2 separate regions of the Homo sapiens genome follow, and region 1 is linked to region 2. The links are chromatin loops, found by intact Hi-C in ENCODE. Cell type or tissue: lower leg skin. All regions are shown on one strand. Each heading gives the region's core, and the rest is flanking DNA. Links, peaks and the distances in the headings are about the cores only. Region 1 overlaps ZNF843 (zinc finger protein 843). Region 2 holds the start of PRSS36 (serine protease 36).

Evidence for each region. Hi-C counts contacts between places; a loop is a spot of excess contacts. Peaks named below come from ENCODE experiments on the same cell type or tissue, not always from the same donor. Only the 100,000 strongest peaks of a DNase experiment are listed, where the experiment ranks them.
Region 1: it touches region 2 in a loop (4-fold over the local background); 15 of 110 quality-filtered maps call a loop at or near these places.

What each region holds. Positions count from the first base shown.
Region 1 is chr16:31,432,571-31,437,937 of GRCh38, forward strand. It overlaps ZNF843 (zinc finger protein 843), which reads right to left. Exons shown (of 2, transcript NM_001136509.3): 2 at 2,864-4,614. The coding sequence starts at 4,279. The coding sequence ends at 3,233. Among named protein-coding and RNA genes, the nearest start is that of COX6A2, 6.9 kb to the left of the region's middle. RefSeq lists an enhancer at 2,911-3,411 and a silencer at 3,993-4,163. In lower leg skin, for the core only: no CTCF peak of the experiment used is centred there; no DNase peak of the experiment used is centred there.
Region 2 is chr16:31,146,960-31,152,326 of GRCh38, forward strand. It overlaps PRSS36 (serine protease 36), which reads right to left and starts at 3,107. Exons shown (of 15, transcript NM_173502.5): 1 at 3,040-3,107; 2 at 2,737-2,772; 3 at 2,504-2,539; 4 at 2,114-2,276; 5 at 1,436-1,716. The coding sequence starts at 3,076. RefSeq lists enhancers at 1,741-2,278, 2,279-2,814, 2,815-3,351. In lower leg skin, for the core only: no CTCF peak of the experiment used is centred there; DNase peaks (open chromatin) are centred at 1,402 and 3,112.

The DNA.
Region 1 (5,367 bases), core at 247-5,246, 290 kb after region 2:
ATACAGCCCAAGTTGCTAAATGTTTAAAGGTTGAGGCTTGTAATTTTATTTTCTTCCATTTCATAATAGTGTAGTGACACATCACAATACATCTCTACACTGTGACTTGATTTCTCCCGAATCTGTGTCTGATGCTGGGAACACTGATGTTCTGGCTGAATCCATGACACTTGCACACTTGTGCTCAGTTTGCCTCATGACTGGGGTCACTCCAGCCAAGGCTGCAAACTAGGACAGAGTTTGAAACTGGTGCTCCCCTGCGAGACCTTTACTTCACATATTACAGAACCAGGACCACTAGGCCAGCTGGTCTATAAAGAGCGCCTAAAATGGCAACCTATTAATCTCAGATTTTTTTTTAGATGGAGTCTCACTGTGTTGCCCAGGCTAGAGTGCAGTGGTGCGATCTCAGCTCACTGCAGCCTCAGCCTCCTGAGTAGCTGGAATTGTAGATGTGTGCCATCACGCCCAGCTAATTTTTGCATTTTTAGTAGAGATGGGGTTTCACTATAATCTCACCATCTGAAATTATGGCCAGACTGGTCTTGAACTCCTGACTTCAGGTGATCCACCTGCCTCAGCCTCCCAAAATGTTGGGATTACCAGCGTGAGCTACCGTGCCTGACCATAATCTCAGATATTTTCTAAACCAGTATTTTGCCACCAGTAAATGCTGATTATTAAAAATACACTCAAAGGCCTTTTTGTCCTATGACTGATGCTGCTGAAAATTTGATGTAACCATCTTGGCAATTTGTGGTAATCTCATTTCTACAAATGTGTGGAGGAGATGCACGAGACCCGAGTAAATAATATTGTTTTCAGTTGCTTTTTTCTGTTATCACTATAGACATAACCGTGGAATCATCGAATGACAGGCACAGTAACCAGGAAGACATAGATTGATTGGGTGGGGTCACCTTCATAGTCACCTTGGCTAACTTTCCAATTATGTACACATTGTATCTTGGGAGGACAACAAGGATGAAAGAAACCCAAGTTTTAGCATAGAATACTTGAGCAGCTGGAAGTGGTTCCTTCACATAAGTAATATTAATTGAGCACCCACTGTGAGCCAGGCCCTGCACCAGGGTCTCTGCTCTCGTGGAGCTCAGTCTGCTGGGGAGATAGGTTACCAGACAGACATGCCCTATGTTCTTAATGCCACTGGAGCACTCACCACGTCAGGTGTGACACGAGAGGTGGGGCAGTCTCTAAGTGGAAGTGGGGCTCATATGAATGAGTAGGGCAAGTCTGGGAGACAGAAAAGGGGAAAGGTCATTTTGGGCAGTGGAAAGAAATAAATCAAGTGCAAAGACACAGAGGTGCAGGAGGCCCTGGCCAGCAAAGGCACAGAGGTCAGGCGAAGCCCAATGGAGAAGCATGCATGCCACGCTAAAGCATTTGAACCCTGTTCTGTAGGCCCTGCTGGGGTCAGCGGAGGGGGTGGAGGGGTGGGAGTGGCAGGCAGGAGATCCTTTCAGGCAGGAGACTGACATCAGATTTAGTGTTGGAGTCTGGAGTCTGAGGGAGGAATCTATAATAACTGGTAGGTTCTATGGATGCTGAACCAGAATGCAGAGGCGGGAAGCAGGGGAGATTGGCTAGGAGTCTTCTGCAACAGTCCAGGCTCATGATGACAGGACTTGCACCTGTGAGAGAGCACAGGCCACAGAGGGCACGGGGTGCTGTCGAAAAACTCTTCTGAGGTACAACAAGTAGACGGCAGTGCCTGATACTACTTGGATTGGGAGAAAGAGGCATCAAGGACTGAGGTAGCAAGCTTGGAACTGAACCAGTAATGCTACCACAGACTTTCATGCAGTTTAAATTCTCATAGGGTAACTTTTCTTCCTCACTCTAATAGCACATCATTAAGACAACCAACAAACCAACAAACACTTTTTTTTTTTTTTTTTTTTTGATTCGGAGTCTCGCTGTCGCCCAGGCTGGAGTGCAGTGGCGCGATCTCGGCTCACTGCAAGCTCCGCCTCCCGGGTTCACGCCATTCGCCATTCTCCCGCCTCAGCCTCCAGCTTGGCTGGGACTACAGGAGCCCGCCACCATGCCCGGCTAATTTTTTTGTATTTTTTTTAGTAGAGACGGGGTTTCACCGTGTTAGCCAGGCTGGTCTCGATCTCCTGACCTCGTGATCCGCCCTCCTCTGCCTCCCAAAGTGCTGGGATTACAGGCGTGAGCCACCACGCCCAGCCGACAACTAACAAACACTTTTAAAAATACTTATCTAAAAAGCACAAGAGAGGCTGGGTGCGGTGGCTCATGCCTATAATCCCACCACTTTGGGAGGCTGAGGTGGGCGGATCACCTGAGGTCAGGAGTTCGAGACCAGCCTGGCCAGCATGGTCAAACCCCCTCTCTACTAAAAATACAAAAATTAGCTGGGCGTGGTGGTGGGCGCCTGTAATCCCAGCTACTCAGGAGGCTGAGGTAGAAGAATCGCTTGAACCCGGGAGATGGAGGTTGCAGTGAGCAGAGATCATGCCACTGCACTGCAGCCTAGGCAAAAGAGCACGATTCCGTCTCAAGAAAAAAAAAAAAGGAGAGAGAAATAATCACTAATATTAAGATAACACAATATTATTCCTGTCCACACCAAGAATATACCTTGTATATTATTGTTACTTCGATAATATACCTTGTATATTATTGTTACTTCGATAATATACCTTTGCCTACTACCTACCTAAATCCTTTTGTTATTTTAGTTATTTTAGAGAGACAGGGTCTCACTCTGTCTCTCACGCTGGGGTGCAGTGGCCTGATCATAGTTCACTGCAGCCTTGAACTCTCCAACTCAAGCGATCCTTCCGCCTCACCCTCCTGAGTAGCTGGGACTACAGGCCAGCGCCACCACACCAGCTCGTTTTATTTTTATTTCACAGAGATGCGGTCTCGCTAGGCTGCCCAGGCTAGTCTCAAATTCTTCGGGCTCACGCGATCCTCCCACCTCGGTCTCTTAAAGCGCTGGGATTACAGGTGTGAGTCACCGCCCGCAGCCGCACCTGCCTAAATCCCTTAATGTATAAGGGAAAGGAGCGAGAATTCAGGGGAAAAAAAACAAACAAAATAGCCCCCAGCACTTCTGAGAAAGATCTGCCATACAGAAAAGCCGTCCTGAGCGGGTCTGTGTGGAGGGAGGGGACTGCATCTCAGATCCACAGTCCACCGGCGGCTGCAACAATTCCACCCAGGGCTGCAGCACGCTGGTTCTTCAGTGTCGGGCCAGGTTGGACCTCCGGCTGGAGGCCTTCCACACCGGAAACACTGGTAGGGCTCCTCTCCAGTGTGGGTTCGAGGGCGGTGGAGGAGCTCGGCACTGTCGCTGAAGCCTGGCCCTGGCCTCGCCGAGCGGTCCGGCCGCTCTGTGCTGCGAGGCCTTCCGGGCTGGCTCAGGGTAGCCTGGGGCCTGAACCGCCTCCCGCGAGTCCCGTCCCGCGCTCGCACAGCTTCTGGGCCCCATCGCCCCCTCCTGCTGAGCTGCCGGCTGGGTGGCTGGCGGAACCTGGGCAACTTCCAGGCCTCCCAGAGGCACTGCAGGCACTGCGGGAAGGCCGGATGGAACCAGAGGCTGGAGACTGAGTGGGGGGCCAGGATAAAGGAAGGGAGGTCGGGGCAGGAGTGTGGATGGGGGCAGATGTTGAAGGAAGGACCCGGGGCTCCCACAGGGCCGGAGCCCAGAGGTGCTGTCCGGGGCGACTGAGCTGGGTGCGAGGCTGACGCTCTCCACGCTCCCACCCCTGCAGGTCTTCTCCCCTGGGTGCGGAAGGACGCGCTGGGAGAGGGAGGTCTTCTCATTGACACTGTCACCGCAGCTGCAGCAGCAGAAGGGACACACTCTCCTGTGTGAATTCGCTGGTGGCCGATCAGCTTCCACCGGTCCCCAAAAACCTGCTGGTACTGGGGACAGACGCAGGGCTTCGGCCAGTGTGTGCTCCTTGGTGAGCCAGCAGCAGAGCTGGCCGCTAAACCCTTGCCGCACTCCCGCAGACGAATGGCTTCTCCCGAGTGGACTCGCTGGTGCTTGATGAGGTTGGAGCGGCCACAGCAGGTCTTGCCGCACTGGGGACAGCGACAAGGTCTCTCGCCAGTCGCTGTGGACCCGCCAGTGCTGGAGGAGGGATGCGCTCTGAGTAAAACCCCTCCCGCAGGCCTTGCACTTGCAGGGCTGACGGCCCTGGGTGAATCTGCCGGTGCTGCAGCAGGTAGGAGCTCTGGCTGAAACGCTTTCCACAGTCAGGGCAAAGGGGAGGCTTCTCATGAGCAGGGCTTCGGAGATGACCGCTCAGGGAGTAACTGTACGGGAGGCTTTGCCGCACTTGGCGCAGCTGTGGGGCCTCTGCCGCACTCAGGCTTCCCGTGGCCACGAGCTCACAGTCTGGGAGCAGCACCCGGCCCCAGGCCTCGGGGGCTGTCTGGAGAGTTCTCTAATGTAAGACGCTGGGCAATGTCATCTGAAGGTGTTTCTTGAGGCTCTCGGGCATGTCCCTGGGTGTTCCCCATCACTAAGTCCATCCTCTTGGATACGCTGGTCCTCACTGCCGTGTCCAGTTCCTGCGGAAGGAAAGATTTCAGATCCCAGAGCCATCATTCTCTCTAGAGGGAGAGAAAACCACAGAAAAATTTTACTACAAACTGCAAAGGAGACTTTGCTTTCAGAATCCTGTAATCAATGCTTCTTTATTACTATTTTACTTTTTCTTTCCTTCTTTTTTTTTTTTTTTTTTTTTTTTAAGACAGGGTCTATTTCTGTTGCCCAGGCTGGAATGCAGTAGTACGATCTCTGATCACTGCAACCTTTGCCTCTCTGGCTCAAGTGATCCTCCCGCTTCAGTCTCTCAAGTAGCTGGGACTGTAGTTGCACACCACTAGGCCCAGCATTTTTTTTTTTTTTTTTGGTAGAAGCTGGTTTTTATCATGTTGCCCAAGCTGCTCTCAAACTCCTGGGCTCAAGCGGTTGGCCCACCTGGGCCACCCAAAGTGCTGGGATTGCAAGCATGAGCTACCATGCCCGGCCTCCTATAATCAATGTTTTTTTTTTTTTTTTTTTGAGAGGGAGTCTTGCTCTGTCACCCAGGCTGGAGTGCAGTGGTGCTAGCTATGTCGGCTCACTGCAACCTCTGCCACCCGGGTTCAAGCGATTCTCCTGCCTCAGCCTCCCGAGTAGCTGGGATTACAGGCGCCTGCCACCATTGCCGGCTAATTTTTTTTTGTATTTTAGTAGAGACAGGATTTCACCATGTTGGTCAGGCTGGTCTCAAACTCCTGACCTCATGATCCACCCACCTTAGCCTCCCAAAGTGCTGGGATTACAGGTGTGAGCCACTGCACATGGCCAATCAATGCTTC
Region 2 (5,367 bases), core at 222-5,221:
CAACAAGAGTGAAACTCTGTCTCAAAAAGAAAAAAAGAATTGATGAAAAAAAGAAAAGAATTTGAGGTCAGGTGATGGCTGAAGCTGTACTTGGGGCTCACCAGGGAAGTTGGGGATTGTCCTGGGCGTCCCTGGAGCTGGTGGGGTGCTCTGGCCCTCAGTCTGATCTTAAGGTCTTCATGGCCGGGCCACAGCAGCCTTTGCAGCCCAGGTGCCTGTACCCCTCTCACTCCAGCCTGGCATCCTGGCCCTTCTTCATCTAACATGACTTATCTGGGTCCACAGGGTGGCCTTCATCTCCCCCCATCTTCCTGCAATGTACCCTCTCTTCAAAAATCTCTGCAGAAATCTCCCTCTCTGGGTGCCCATTGTTAGGATGGCCTGGCCCCATTCACACAGACTTCCTGGGGCTCACAGTGACGCTTCCTCATCACCTCCTGCCCTGATGGGACCTCCACAAGCAGAGGCTGTAGCATCTTCCCCTGTAGCACCTACCCAAAGCCCCGAGGATGGGCACAGGTCTGACCACGGCTGATGTGGATATTTGTGGGGGCCCTGGGAGCATGGAAAGCTTGGGTGATGGGGATGATGGGGATGGAGATTTGGTCTATTCCCCCCCACCTTCTAACATAATGCGTGCTTATTTATTGAATTTGTTGCTTGTCTATCTCCTAGGATGTAAACTCTGAAAAGGCAGGATTTTGGCTTTTTATGTTCACTGGTGTCTCTCTAATGCCTAACACGGTGCCTGGCATGTAGAAGGTGCTCAAGAAATATCTTGAGTGAAAGAATGATTGAATGAATGATGGTGGGTAGGAAGAAGAGAGGAGGTGGGGAGTAGAGAGATGAGTGGGGGTGGATGGAATGAGAGGAAGGCGGATGGGAGGGAGGCACAGACTGGCATTTGCTGAATATCTATTATAGGCCAGCCTTATGCTGTAGTGCTTTACTATAGATTACCTGAGGTGAAATATGTAAAGTGCATTGGTTATTGCTATGCCAGGCACTGTACTATGAACTTTACATGGATTTTCTCATTTAATCCACTCAACCACCCCTTGAAGTGGGTATGGCTATTTTCCTCGTGTTACAGATGAGGAAATGTACTGGGTGAAGTGCTTTGTCTGACATGTTAGAGCTGGGATGGGAACCCTAGTCGGAGCCTAAACCCAGGAAAGAAAAAACTGGAAGGACAGGTAAGGAGGGAATGGGGTGCGTGTGGGTGATTCCGTGGTCTTAGTTTGAGAATCCTTGCAGGGAGAAGGCTACATGGAGATCGGTGTGGGATTCATCCACCGACCCGCAGAAACCTACCCTCCAACGCTCCCCGCAGGCTCCGCTCCGTGGCCCCACCTCCTGAGGCCCCGCCCTAGGAACCTCACCTCTCGAAGCCCCACCTCCCCGAGGCCCTCCCCTCTTGTCCCGTCCCACTCACCTGCCTCCTGGACGTCTCCCCAGCCGGTGGCCCAGCAGGCGGTGCCGTGCACGAAGCGGTGTGAGGCGCGGGGCAGGCAGACAGGCCACACGGCGGGGCCCAGGCTGGCGGGTGAGGCCAGGCGCAGCAGGGCCAGGTCGGCGCCCAGCTCCACTTGGCTGTAGTTGGCCGGCACCACGATGGCGGCCACTGCGCGGGTGTGCGCGCCGTCCAGGGGCCCGTCCTGGGAGTGCACGCCCAGCAGTACCGACCACTCGGCCGCGGGCTCCAGCGTCCCATTCCTGCGCTCGACCGGGGCAGTAGGAGGTTAGGTTGACCCTATGGAGGGGGCAGACCCTCGTTGGGGGCAGGGGCTCAGAGCCAGAGGGGCAGGTGCTATCCGATCCAGATTTGGTGCTGATACTCCTCAAAGGGGAAGAGCAAATCCGATTTGGAGCTGGTGGTGGGGGGGTCATTGGAAAGATGGGATTCAGACCCGGATATTGAGTGGAGTGGTGGGACCAGTCCGGCAGCCTTGCCCCACTCGGAACCATGATGCCTCGAATAGCACCTCGCTTTGGGGACAGCTTGGCTCCAAATTATCCTTGAGGACGGAAGTGGGGCGGGAGGAGGGGACCAACTGCGGGGGCGGGGGCCAGCTTTTGGCGGAGAGGGGCCAGGACCAGGGCGAATACTCACGTCATGAAACAGTGAGCAGCGGAGAGGACCCAGGAGGGGGCGATGAGGGAGCCCCCGCAGATGTGGCCACCTCCATGGTGCAGGCTCACTTGCCAAGGCCAGGTGCCCGGCTGCGCGTTTGAGCCCCCCACGATGCGGGCCGAGGGCTCAGGGCGCCCGCAGTCTGCAACGGGGAGCCGTGGAAGCCAAAGCTCCCCTCGGGTTCCCCACTCCAGAAGCCCAGGTAACTCAGGACGAAGGCCCGTCCTCCACCCACTTCAGTTTGCCCCTCTGAACAAAGAACATAGAGGACCCAGGCTTGTCTACATTTCTGGTCTTTTCCACCTCCCTCATGGCCTGACCAGCCTTAGCCTCCTTTAAGGTCTGAGGGTGCCAAGGCCTCTTCCTTACCCAGATCTTCAGGTTCTTCCTGGGTAGGACTGAGAGCTGGGAGCCAGAGGGGAAAGAGAGGAGGACACTTGTGACTTCCAGGCCTGCACCGCCCAGCCCCACTTCCTGCTCTCCAACCCCCGACCCTATCTTCCCACTTCCCTGTCCGTTCAGCAACCCCTGCCAGCACCCATGCCAGTCCTCTGGTCTTTTCTGCCTCTGCACGTGACTTTCCCCCAGTCCGGCTACCTTACCTGAGTCCTGGAAGGCTCCTGGGATGGGACTGATGACTGGAAAGACAGAGGTAGGCAGGAAGAGGCTGGCGACTCGCACTCAGTATGTGCCCTCCCTGACTCCCTCCCCCAGCCTCCTAGCCTCCGTCTCCCCAGGGCACCCAGGCCTCCCTCTCCCTCCTCTGATACATCCTCGCCTTCTGCTGCCTCACTTCCTTCTCTCTGACTTCCTGCTCCCCACACAGAAACCAGGAATCCTGCTCTCCAGCCCCCCAGATGCCAGGACCCAGGCCCTTTGCAGCCACTCTTGTCCCCTGAGGTTACCAAGCATCACAAGGGGGAGGAGCAGGTGCCGGGCCATGGCGCTAGAGTCAGCGGAGGCAGAGCCAAGTGAAGGTCTGCTCCCTGCAGGGCTCTGTCACTGCCCAGGCAGCCCGTGACTCCTGATGGTCCCAGGGGCAGCCCCACCCTCCCTGGCTGGAGCCCATCTCTGGGAATCTGAGAGGATCTGGGGCTGGAAGGGGGAAGCTGGGGAGCCTGAAGGCCCCACCCAGAGCCCTGCGCACATCTCATGTCTCTGGAGGCCCAGGGTGGGGGTGGAGGACAGGTGTCCTAGCTCCTGGACACCTGTTGGGTGGGAGAGGGAGGGATGAAAAACACTGCAGGCAAAGGTCAAAGAGGAGGACAGTGTTCTGTGTCCTTGGTGAGCAGTGGCCCTTAGGACAGGGGAAGTGGCCCCTCACGGGCATGACTCATCGGAGACCTCACCTCTGTTTGGGGTGCGGCTGCCCCAGTGGCTTGGCCTTTTCTTCTCACACAGCTCTGGTTACTGGAGCTGCTGGCCAGGTCTGGGACAGGAGCCCTAGGGAATTCAATCCCATCCCAACAAAAGGATCACAGATTCCAGCAGGTTGGGCAGGGCATAGGGACCCTGGGAGGGGGCTGGGCAGGCTGGCGAGGCTGAAAAAGCCTCCACCCTGCTCTGTGTTCCAGTGACAATGCTCTTAGCTGCCCTGTCACTTACTCTGTGTGACTTTGGGAAAGTAACCCAACCTCTTGGTGTGTATCAGTAAGAGCCAGTTTAAGGGACATATGACTTGGCCGAGCACGGTGGCTCACTCCTGTGATCCTAACACTCTGGGAGACTGAGGTGGGAGGATTGCTTGAGGCTAGGAGTTCAAGACCAGCCTGGTCAACATAGCAAGACCCCATCTCTACAAAAAATTAAAAAATACAAAAATTATGAACTGCAGGGCGTGGTGGTGCACGTCTGTATCCCAGCTACTCGGGAGATGAGGTGGGAGGATTGCTTGAGCCTGGGAGGTCGAGGTTGCAGTGAGCTATGATTGTGCCACTGCACTCCAGCCTGGGTGACAAAGCGAGACCCTGTCTCAACAACAACAACAAAAAGAAAAAAAAAAAGAAGAATAAGAAGAAGAAAGAAACATATGGCTCTTCAAAGAGGAGTTGAAGAGAGTTTAAGGAAGAAACTATTTATAGAAGTGTAGGCAGGGTCAAAGGAAACCAAAGAGGCTGGGTGGCTCACGGCTGTAATCCCAGCACTTTGGTAGGCCGAGGCGGGCAGATCACCTGAGGTCAGGAGTTCAAGACCAGCCTGGCTAACTTGGAGAAGCCCCATCTATACTAAAAATACAAAAATTAGCCGAGTGTGGTGGAACTCACCTGTAATCCCACCTATTAGGGAGGCTGAGGCAGATAAAAATGCTTGAACCCAGGACGTGGAGGTTGCAGTGAGCCAAGATAGCGCCGTTGCACTCTAGCCTGGGTGACAAGAGCGAACTCCGTCTCACAAAAAAAAAAAAAAAAAGGAAACCAAAGAGGGATGGTAACGCATCCTGGGGCCAGCAATAATAGAGAGCCCTTGCTACCTGCTGGCCTGAAGAGGCAGAGAGGGGGCAGTTACTGGAACCCAGCAAGAGCTGCAGCTATGGAAGAGATAGCTGTTAGGAGCCGTGGCCTTCAATAGAGAAATGCAGCCTTTACCAGCAGAGAGGGAGTGGGGAAAGAAAAATCCCCATCTCACTCTCATCTCATCCTCTCTATTTTTAATTAAACCAATTAAAAAATTTTAGAGACACGGTCTCACTCTGTCACCCAGGCTGGAGTGCAGTGCTGTGATTATAGCTCACTGTAACCTCGAATTCCTGGGCTTAAGCGATCCTCTGGCCTCAGCCTCCTGAGAAGCTGGGACTACAGGCACGCACCACCATACCCAGCTAATGTTTTTTATTTTTGTAGAGATGGGGTCTTATTATGTTGCCCAGGCTGGTCTCAAACTCCTGTCTCAAGCGATCTTGCTGCCTCAGTCTTCCAAAAGTGCTGGGATCCTCCCATCCTCTGATCACCCCCTGGCTCTTTTCATTGAAACCTCCCAGAGGCCAGAGTTCAAGGGAGACCATTATATGGTCCATAAAGGTCACTCTTAGGGAACAAATCAGGGTGGACAGCAGAAATGCAGGGTCAACCCAGGAATATTTACACATGTGTATCTATCTTCTTACTGATAATATCAATTAATAATAATATTGGTCTATGAGTCTAGTTGCCCTAGAAAACAGGCCTAGGCAAAGCCTGCATGCTTGTGCTTAATTGGGAGGTGCAATCCCAGGGTGGCAAGATTGAGGGAAAATG